2 separate regions of the Homo sapiens genome follow, and region 2 is linked to region 1. A link is an interaction called in ENCODE POLR2A ChIA-PET data of the cell type or tissue named here. Cell type or tissue: OCI-LY7. All regions are shown on one strand. Links, peaks and the distances in the headings refer to the core of each region. The heading gives the core; the rest is flanking DNA.

The links. ChIA-PET counts read pairs that join two places held together with the same protein. Peaks named below come from ENCODE experiments on the same cell type or tissue, not always from the same donor. Only the 100,000 strongest peaks of a DNase experiment are listed, where the experiment ranks them.
Region 2: POLR2A ChIA-PET joins it to region 1 with 6 read pairs; 2 of 35 experiments call an interaction of 5 or more read pairs at or near these places.

The regions. Positions count from the first base shown.
Region 1 is chr11:83,051,740-83,057,122 of GRCh38, forward strand. The region is part of intron 1 of RAB30 (RAB30, member RAS oncogene family); the gene reads right to left. Among named protein-coding and RNA genes, the nearest start is that of SNORA70E, 13 kb to the left of the region's middle. RefSeq lists an enhancer at 3,138-3,297. In OCI-LY7, for the core only: no CTCF peak of the experiment used is centred there; DNase peaks (open chromatin) are centred at 2,452 and 3,422; H3K4me3 peaks cover 1,602 bases; H3K27ac peaks cover 1,124 bases.
Region 2 is chr11:83,211,661-83,217,043 of GRCh38, forward strand. All of the region lies in intron 5 of ANKRD42 (ankyrin repeat domain 42), which reads left to right. It also overlaps the pseudogene RPL32P24. Among named protein-coding and RNA genes, the nearest start is that of ANKRD42, 21 kb to the left of the region's middle. In OCI-LY7, for the core only: no CTCF peak of the experiment used is centred there; no DNase peak of the experiment used is centred there.

The sequences.
Region 1 (5,383 bases), core at 175-5,174:
TATGAAGTTGTAATAGCCCTGACGTATGGTTTACCTACTAAGATACCCTCAGGAGTTCTCATCTAGCAAGTGAGATACACCTTATTTATCATACATAGCCAGCTCTGCTGTCCCAGAATCTATTGGAAAATGAATCACACATAGCTCTAAGAATTCAAATAATTACTCTGGGGTAAATAGTTCTGGGTATGAGTGTACAACCCTGGCTAGAGTTTTCAAAGATAAATATTCAACAATCACCAAAGCTTCTGGTAGCATTTACAATACTATAAATGAGATTACAAAAATAAACAGGAGAATGATGCCACAAATGCCTCCTTGAGCAATAATCAGGTTTGCCAGGAACTGGAGACCAGTGATGACAGAGCAGGCCTCCTGCTCAATTTCCAGAAACATTTCTCTTTGAGCCAAATTTGGTCTTTAAGAACAAGCTCTGGCATCTGTAAAACACGCTACAGGCTTGTTATAAAGCCCATTTATACTATATATTGAGTTACGTGACTCAGAACAGCAGCATGAAGCTGGGATTGTCATCAGTCCTTCCTTTTCAGCAATAAAAACAGGCTCAAACAGATCAAGTGCTCACAGCCCCAGGATTTGTGACTTGAGCCAAGACTTAAGCTCTGATCTCCTGACCTCGGATCCTCTATCCATTTCGCTATAGCCCAAACTATGGAATACCAGGGAAGAGAAATGGCCTGGCTAGAGGAGACTTTTCCCCACTGCCATAATTCATCAACCCATGTTGGAAGCTAGTTTTCCATGTTGCATGCAGCCATGTGTGGGAACTTAACAGCAAGGGCTAAAGGGCCTGAGAGAGATGTCTGGCCTGCCTCCAAAGCCAGCTGGGAAAACATTCCCTGACAAGACACTGTGCCCACAGGGGAACACGAGAGAAGAAGGAGCCTGAGGCAGCAGATTAGAAGTGCTGAGCCTTCCATGTGATCCTGTCTTAATCTTATAGTTCAAGGCCTCTAAGAACCAGTTGACAAGGTCTCTCAGAACTGCAAAGATAGAATCTGGAGCAAATGAGCTGAAGTTTTCCTTTGTTGGGGAGGGAGAAGGGATCCACTACAAACCTAGCTGACCTCAATCAGCATTCTCTCAGATGATTTTTATGAGCCACTTCTAAAAGACAAATTGCCAAGATCAAACACTCATACATTGACTGGGAAAAGAGACAGTGAGGTGCAAGGCAATATTAATATATTAATGTTTTAGTAAAAAAACTTTCCCTGTGACTTGGTGATCTACCACCTCAGAGAGAAGACACAGGGAACTGGAGCTGTCCTTCAGTGTGTTAGAAAAGTTGAAGAGCTGGCCTCCCCTAACTATCATGAATCCCCTGGGCTCCATAGATGGAAGGGAGGCGTCTATGCCCTGCACCCTGGGTGGTTCCTCCAGAAATAGAAACTCTAGTGTTTTGAAGGAGCATGAAGTAGAGGAAGGAGCCTTAAACCACTGTTTAGTCTCCTTCCAGCTGTGACCTTAAGCAAGTCACAACCTCTTTGAGCCTCAGTTTTTGTACTTATAAAGCCAGGATAAGAACACCTACATTACAGGATTGTGGGGAGGATCAAATAAAATTATAAATGCAAAGGGCAGAGCACAGCTGCTCAATTAATGGTTAGTGCCTAACTTTTGCCCCTCAACCTCCACTTCAATTTCTTAGTATTGAAATTGTATATTTAGTAATTCTAATCCTTAGTAACTCAGCGGTACTTAGTAATTTTGAGAAAATCACATATATTACCCAGTGTCTTGGCAATTTCACTTGCTTTTTTGAAGCATAACCATCTGTGACTTTAGTTGTGAGCATCTCCAATAACTCTGGACCCTTGAGTCTCTTACTAATCTGCTCTATGCTTCCTAAATGCCTTCAAAAAAAAAAAAATCTAACCCACAGGTCCCTTTTTAACCTTATAATCTTTCTCTAATCTGGAAGAGATTCTAAACCTTATAGATATTTGACAAATTGCTGGGAACTTAACTGTCATATATGACTAAATTTTCCATAAGACTTAAAATAAAAAGTTTGCCAAAGTTTTAATGACTTTAATAAATAAGTGGCCAAGTGTTATGGTTCATGCCTGTAATCCCAGCACTTTGGGAGGCCAAGGTGAGTGGATCACTTGAGGTCAGGAGCCTGAGATCAGCATGGCCAACATGACGAAACCCCGTCTCTACTAAAAATACAAAAAGTAACCAGGAGTGATAGCATATGCCTGTAATCCCAGCTACTCAGGAGGCTGAGGCAGGAGAAACGCTTGAACCTGGGAGGCAGAGGTTGCAGTGAGCTGAGACTATTCCACTACACTCCAGCCTGGGTGACAGACAGAGGGAGACTCTGTAAATAAATAAATAAATAACATGCTTATGACCATAGGGACAACAGGAAGGATGAGGTTCTTGTGGTCTTCTTCATTATCTTCCTGGAGTCATTTCCTCTTAACATCCTCTCATCCTAGACAGGGTCAGGTGCCCCTCCTCTATGCTCCAGTAGTTATCTCTATGTACACTGCCAGCATTATGACCATACTGTATGATAATCATCTCTTTTACGTCTCTTTCTTTAGCCTACAATCTCCTTATAGTCAAAAACAGTGTGCTGTCAAATCTTGATTGCTACTACCCATGAGCACAGTATCTGGCATATAATAGATATAAAACTTGTGTTTGATGAATGAATAAATTAGGTTTTTAGATCTGGGAGAAACTTTAGAAATAACCTGGTCTAATACAGGCCTTCATTTCACAGACAAGAAAGCTGAGCCTGTCCCTGGTCATCTAGGTGGCTAGGAAAAACAACATTAACAACAACAACAAAAAAGAAAGTTGAGGCCACGCATGGTGGCACACCTCTGTAGTCCTAGTTACTGGAGAGGCCAAGGAGGAAGGATCACTTGAGCCCAAGAGTTTGAGACCAGCCTGGGCAATAGAATGAGACCCTGTGTCTACGAAAAAAAAAAATACAAAAATCAGCCAGATGTGGGGGTGTGCACCTGTAGCCCCAGCTACTCAGGAGGCTGAGGTGGGCAGACTGATTGAGCATGGGAGGTTAAGGCTGCAGTGAGTCGTGATCATGCCACTGCACTCCAGCCTGGGCAACAGAACAAGACCTTGTCTCAAAAACAAAAAAGAAAAACGAAAAGAAAGCTGAGCCTCAGAAATGTAAGGTATCCTCAGAAGCAGCAAGAAGATGGCAAGTGGTGGCGGCCAGGTGCCATTTTGACTGTAGTTCAAAAGCAGACATCACCTGGCACTCACCTGCAAGAAGAAGCGTGTGGCTTAGTGGACACAGCATGGGCTCTATAGGAAAAGTCTTGCTCCTGCCACCTACCCGTCATGTGATTTTGGACAGGTTACTTCCTCTCTCTGAGTCACAATTTCTGCATCTGCATCTGCATCTGTTAATTGGAGCTATTAATAGCTCCAAAGTTGTTAGGGTTATTAAATCTGCCACCATACATAAAGTGCCTAGCATAGCACCTGGCACTATGTAAATGTTTACTGAATGAATCATGAATGAGTACCTGTCCAGCACACCACAACTTCATGAACCTGGTTTAGACTTTGCTTTCAGGTCTCTGACCACAGCAAAGATGGCTGGGACACCCACAATTATAGAACCATGAACTTGGAGATCTGTTCCTTGCAAGGACTGGACTTTAAAGCATGTCTATAACTTTGCTCACTGTTCCCTTCCCCTGAGTTGCCCTTCTCACCTTCCTCATTGACACACAAATTTTATCCATCTTCTGCTGCGCAGCCAGATCTACCCTGTCTTGGAAGCCATTTCTAACACTTATTACTTCTCAGTCCTTCCTGTCTCACTGATCACTTTCTACCAAGTAGTAAAGGAGTGCTATGATTTGAATGGTTTGTGTCCTTTTCAAAATTCATGTTGAAATTTAATCCCCAATGCATCTGTATTTAGAGGTGGGAACTTTAGGAGGTAATTAGGCCATGAGCGCTCCATGCTTATGAAGGGATTAGCACCTTACAAAAAGGGCTTGAAGGGGTGAGTTGTCCTTCTGTGCCTTCTACCATGTGACCACACATCCTTTGGAGGATGCAGGAACAAGGCACCATCCAAAGGGCACAAGAGTAGAAAAGCAGAGAGTATCCTTCAGCAGACACCAAGCCTGCTGGCGCCTGGATCTTGGACTTTTCCAGCCTCCAGAACTGTAAGAAATAAATTTCTGTTGTTCACAAATTACTCAGTCTCAGATATTTTGCTATAGTAGCACAAATGGACTAAGACATAAGGTGTATCTGTTTGGTTTTTTAGATATACATAACATAAAATTTACCATCTTAACAATTTCTAAGTATACAGTTCAATAACATGAAGTATATTCACATTGATGTGCAGCCAATCTATAGAACTTTTTCATCTTCTAAAACTGAAACTCTACACCCACTAAACAGCTTCCCACTTCTCTCCTGCCCCCAGCTCCTGGTAACCACCATTTTACTTTATATTTCTTTGTATCTGACTACTCTAAATATCTCATATAATTGAAATCATACAAAATGTGTTTTTTTGTGACTGGCTTTTATTTCACTTAGCATAAGGTCTTCAAGGTCATCCACGTGGTGGCATGTGTCACAACTTCCTTCCTTTTTAAAGCTGAGTAATATTCCACTGTATGTAAATACCACATTTTGTTTATCCATTCAACCATCAATGGGCACTTGGGTTGCTTCCATCTTTTGGCTATGGTGAATAATGCTGCTAGGTGAACGCCTTAATCATAAAGATGTGTTTCAACCACCTCTATAGTTCTCAAGGTGCCTGACATGTGATGGGCTCTCAATAAATACTTATCAAGTAAAAAAGGACTCAGCTTTCAAGATTATAAGGTGAAAAAATGAATCATCTTCCACATAAAATTGCAAATTGTCCAGCAGAAAAATCACACAGCACAGACTCTGCAGTAAGACAGTCTTGATTTCTGGTCCTGGATCTGCCTCTTAGCTAGTCATACGATCTTAGGCATGCTACTTAAGTTTTCAGAGATTCAGTTTTCTCATGTGATTTTTGCCAAAATTAAATGATATAACATGTTAACACAGTGCTTGGCAGGTCATCAACTAAAAAAAAGTTTGCCAATATTATTATTATAAAGTTACAGAATGAAAATAACTTACTATACTTGCAAACATGCCATTTTGCTTCCTGACCATAATTTTAAAAGCAAAAAGCATGCAGAATTCTAAGACCAAACAATCTGTGGCAGGTAATAGTCAAAAAAGGACAGTTCCACAGCAGTAACAGTAAGTACAGATTTGTATCATTGAATTTGGAATCTTGAGTTATACAGCTATAGCTCCTCAGAAGGTAGAAATTTTGTCACTTCAAAGGGACAGGCTTAAATGT
Region 2 (5,383 bases), core at 334-5,333, 160 kb after region 1:
AAAAGCTGGGTATTGTGGTGTGTGCCTGTAGTCTAACTTTTTGGGATGCTGAGGATTTGGGAGCCCAGGGATTTGAGGCTACAGTGAGCTGTGATTGCACCACTGCACTCCAGTGAGCCTGGGCAACAAAGTGAGACCCCGTCTCTTAAAAAATAAAGACATTGAAACCAATTGTTTTGTTAGTCCCTCACAAAACGAAGTAGTATATATGTTGACATGAATATTTTTTATCTTACATCACACCCATCTTATGTACCTTTCATTTGATTGATTTTTTTCTGGAACCATATCAGCAAAAGAGAAATTGGCAAAATTAAACATAGATTTGCTCTTCCTGCCAGCTCTTTCCTTCATCTGCTATCTAGTGTTTTTATTTTTTAACTTCACCTCTCTCTGCCCCATAGACAACTTATTTATTTTTAAATTTTTTATTTTTTTTTTGAGATAGGGTCTTGCTCTGTTGCCCAGGCTGGAGTGCAGTGGTGTGCTCTCAGCTCACTGCAACCTCTGCCTTCCAGTTCAAGCGATTCTTATGCCTCAGCGTCCTTCGTAGCTGGGTTTCAGGCACCTGCCACCACGCCTGGCTACTTTTTGTATTTTTAGTAGAGATGGAGTTTCACCATGTTGGCTAGGCTGGTCTCGAACTCCTGGCCTAAGAGATCTGCCTGCCTTGGCTTCCCAAAGTGCTGGGATTGCAGGCAGGAGCCACCATGCCTGGCCCAACTTTTTTATTTTTTAAACACTACTGCATAAATGGAGGATACTAGTTAATTTGGGTTAATTTGCTACTTCAGTTGTCTAACCTACAGTAAAGTGGCCAGTGGAGACTTAGACTCCACCTTCTTTAAAAAGTGGTCTACAAATTCTAAAGGATAGATCACAGTGAGATTGGAGTGAAAATGATACTTAAATGATACCTTAAAGAAACAAACACACAAAGGGGAAGGGCAGAATAATATGAACAGGCCTGATCAAATCACTTTGCTATTTAGAACCTCCTTAGATCCCTGTGGAGCCTCTGATTCCTTGGCTTGGCATGCTGGACTTACATAATTTGGCACCTACCTACCTGCATGGCCTCATCTTTCTATATCTTTACACTACTGTCCAGGATCATTTTGTTTTTTTCTGAAGGTCGTCTTTCAGTGTTCATTTAGTGAAGTCTTTTGGTATGAACTCTTTCAATTTTTGTGTATCTGAAAATTTATTTTGTTCTCATTCTTTTTACTTTGTATTTTGTAAGTTTTTTTTTTTAAAGTAAAATTTAAATTGAAGTCTCAAAAAACAAAAAGCCCCTCTCTCGGCGCTGCCTACGGAGGTGGCAGCCATCTCCTCCTCAGCATCATGGCCACCCTCAGACCCCTTGTGAAGCCCAGGATCATCAAAAAGAGAACTAAGAAGTTCTTCCGGCACCAGACTGACTGATATGTCAAAATTAAGTGTAACTGGCAGAAACCCAGAGGTATTGACAACAGGGTTCGTAGAAGGTTCAAGGACCAATCTTGATGCCCAACATTGGTTGTGGGAGCGACAAAAAAAACAAAGCACATGCTGCCTACTGACTTCTGGAAGTTCCTGGTCCACAACATCAAGGAGCTGGAAGTGCTGCTGATGTGCAACAGATCTTACTGTGCTGAGATGTTTCCTCCAAGAACTGCAAAGCCATCGTGGAAAGAGCTGCCCAGCTGTCCATCGGAGTCACACCAACCCCAACGCCAGGCTGCGCAGTGAAGAAAATGAATAGACAGCTCATGTGCATGTTTTGTGTTTAAATAAAACTGTAAAAACTGCAAAGAAAAACCAAAAAACAACAACAAAAAATTATTTTGTGTTAGGCTTCCTTCGCTTTTTCAGACTGCTTTCAATTTCCATTTTCACATATGGTATTATTAGTTTTTTTTTTTAGTTTTAGTCTTTCTGATGGATGTATCTCATTGCAGTTTCAAATTTACATTTTTCCTGATGACTAAAGATGTTGAACATCATTTCGTACGTTTAAAGGCTATTTGGTTTTTTTGTGTGTGTGATGTACTAGTTCAAATCTTTTGCCTATTGGCTGTTAGAGTGTGTCTTTTTCTTATTGAATCATAGGAGTTCTTTATATATTCTAGATACAAGCCCTTTGTCAGTTACGTTTATTACCAATATCTTTTCATGCAAATATCTTTCTAATCTTTCTACTTCATGGCTTGCTCTTTCATTCTTTGGTATTTTTTGATAAATGAGGTTTTAATTATTTTTTTTTTTTGAAATAGAGTCTTGCTCTGTCGCACAGGCTGGAGTGCAGTGGTGCAGTCTCGGCTTGCTGCAACCTCTGCCTCCCGGATTCAAGCGATTCTTCTGCCTCAGCCTCCCGAGTAGCTGGGATTACAGGTGTGCACCACCACGCTTGGCTAATTTTTGTATTTTTAGTAGAAACAGAATTTTAGCATGTTGGCCACGCTGGTCTTGAACTCCTGACCTTGTGATCCACCCACCTCGGCCTCCCAAAGTGCTGGGATTACAGGTGTGAGCCACCGCGCTTGGCCAGAGGTTTTAATTTTAACGTAGTCCATTTTAATAATCTCTTCCTTTGTAGTTAGTCCTTTCTGTACTTTCCCTATTTTGTGATCATGAAGACATTCCTTTATGTTATCTGTTAGAAATTTTATTTATCTTTCATATTTATATTCCCAATCCTCCTAGAACTGACTTTTCCGTGTGTAATACAAGGTAGGGGTCAGTTTTATTTTTGTATTGTCCTTTATCAAATATACTTGATCATTTTTGTTGGTCTTGTCTGGTCATTAAAAAATCCAATTGTTTCTTTAAACATGTATGATTATTTTATTTATAACCAGGTAGAGTATTTATAATAATATAGATGTTAAGAAAGAATGTGGCCTTAGGTCTAGACTGCTTGTGTTCAAATCGCTCTCATAAAATTATTTTTTATTGATAAATGTACATATTTTTGGTGTACATGTGATAATTTGATACATTCATTTGTATCAAATTTGATAATGTATAAAGATCAAATCAAGGTAATTGGGGTAGCCATCCCTTAAATATTTCTTTTATACTAGGAACATTTGAATTATTTTTTTCTAGTTATTTTTAAATACACAATAGATTATGGTTAACTATAATCACCCTACTGATCTGTCAAACACTAGATCTTATTTCTTCTACTCAATTGTATATTTATACCCATTAATCAACTTCTGTTCTTGCTCTCTCCGTGCTACCCTTCTGGCCTTTGGTAATCGCCAATCAATCTACTCTCTATCTTCATGAGACCAGCGTATTTTAGCTCCCACATATGAATGAAAACATATAATATTTGTCTTTCTGTGCTTGACTTATTTTACTTAACATAATGACCTCCAATTCCATCCATCTTGTGGCACTGACAGTATTTCATTCATTTTTGTGTGAATTATATTTCGTTGTGAATATACATTACATTTTCTTTATCCATTCATCACTGATGTGCACTTAGGTTGATTCCATATTTTGGCTATTGTGAATAGTGTGTTAATAAACATGAGAGTGCAGTTATCTCTTTGATACATTGTTTTTTTTTCTTGTGGATATATACCCAGTAGTGGAATTAACTTATAGTTTATTTAATATAAATATAGCTACTCTTTTTCTTTTTTTTTGCTTCTAGTTGCATGGAGTATCTTTTAGTCTACGTGTGTTTCTATAGATGAAGTGGGTGTTTTGTAGGCAGCCTATAGTTGGGTCATGTTTCTTTATACTCTGTGCCTTTTAATTGGAGAGTTAAGTCCATCTACATTCAGTGTTGTTATTGGTAGGTGAAGACTTACAGCTGCCATTTTGTTGCTTGTTTTCTGGTTGTTTTGTAACTCCTACGTTCCTTTCTTCTTGTCTTTCTTTGTGGTTAAGTGATTTTTCTCTGGTAGTATGTTTTAATTTTTTGCTTTTTATTTTTTAGTAAATATAGGTTTTTGCATTGTAGTTACCATGAGTCTTACATTTTATAGATATAACAGATTATTTTAAAGAGATGACGACTTACCTTAGGTCACAAAGAAAGGAATAGAAACAAGGAAAAAGCAAAATGCCCTACATGTTAACTGTTTCTCCCACATTTGGCCTTTTTGTTGCTTCTATTTACATATTTTTGGGGTTGTTTGTTTGTTTTTTTCAGATGGAGTCTTGCTCTGCTACCCAGGCTGGAGTGCAGTGGTGTGATCTTGGCTCACTGCAACATTCTCCTCCTGGGTTCAAGAGATTCTCCTGCCTTAGCCTCTCAAGTAGCTGGATTACAGATGCCCACCCCCATGCCCAGCTAATTTTTGTATTTTTCATAGAGATGGGGTTTCACCATGTTGGCCAGGCTGGTCTCAAACTCCTGACCTCAAGTGATCCACCCACCTCGGCCACCCAAAGTGCTGGGATTACAGGCGTAAGCCACTGTGCCTCACCTATTTACATATTTTTGTATTTCCTATCTCTTAACAGGTTGCTATAGCTATTATTATTGTTGTTAGATTTGTCTTTTAGTCTCATACTGGAGTTATCACACACCACAGTTACATTATTGGAGTATTCTAGGGTTGTCCATGTTTTTAATTTCACCAGTGATTTTTATACCTTCAAATGTTTTCCATTTGCACATTAGTGTTTCTTCTTCCTGATTGAAGAAGTCCCTTTACCATTTCTTTTTTTTTTTTTGAGACGGAGTCTCGCTGTCGCCCAGGCTGGAGTGCAGTGGCGCAATCTCGGCTCACTGCAGGCTCCACCCCCTGGGGTTCACGCCATTCTCCTGCCTCAGCCTCCCGAGTAGCTGGGACTACAGGCGCCCGCCACCTCGCCCGGCTAATTTTTTGTATTTTTAGTAGAGACGGGGTTTCACCGTGTTAGCCAGGATGGTCTCGATCTCCTGACCTCGTGGTCCGCCCGCCTCGGCCTCCCAAAGTGCTGGGATTACAGGCGTGAGCCACCGCGCCCGGCCCCTTTACCATTTCTTATAAGATGGTTCTGGTGATCGTAAATTGTCTCGGCTTTTGTTTGTCTGGGAAAGGCTTTCTGTCTTCTTTATTTATGTTTTGGTGTAAGGCATATTTTAAGCATATATCTTCAATATTATCCATCCAGGACCGAAGTAAGTTCTGATGCAGGAAATGAGTGAGTTTCACAGCTTTCTGAGCCACTACTTGACCCAGGAAGCCCAGCTGGCCCCTCCTCTGAGTCCCCCCTCTAAAACAGGACACCCCAACTGCTGTTGGGAACTGGGCGGCAGTCATTCTGGCTACTTCCTGCTGGTTAGGGGCGAAGAAGGGGCCCTGCAGTTGTGGTGTCCTCCAGAGGGGATCTTTTTAGGCCAGTCGGAGACCAACAGGTCAATCTGGGGGTCCTCGGTAGAAGCTGTGAG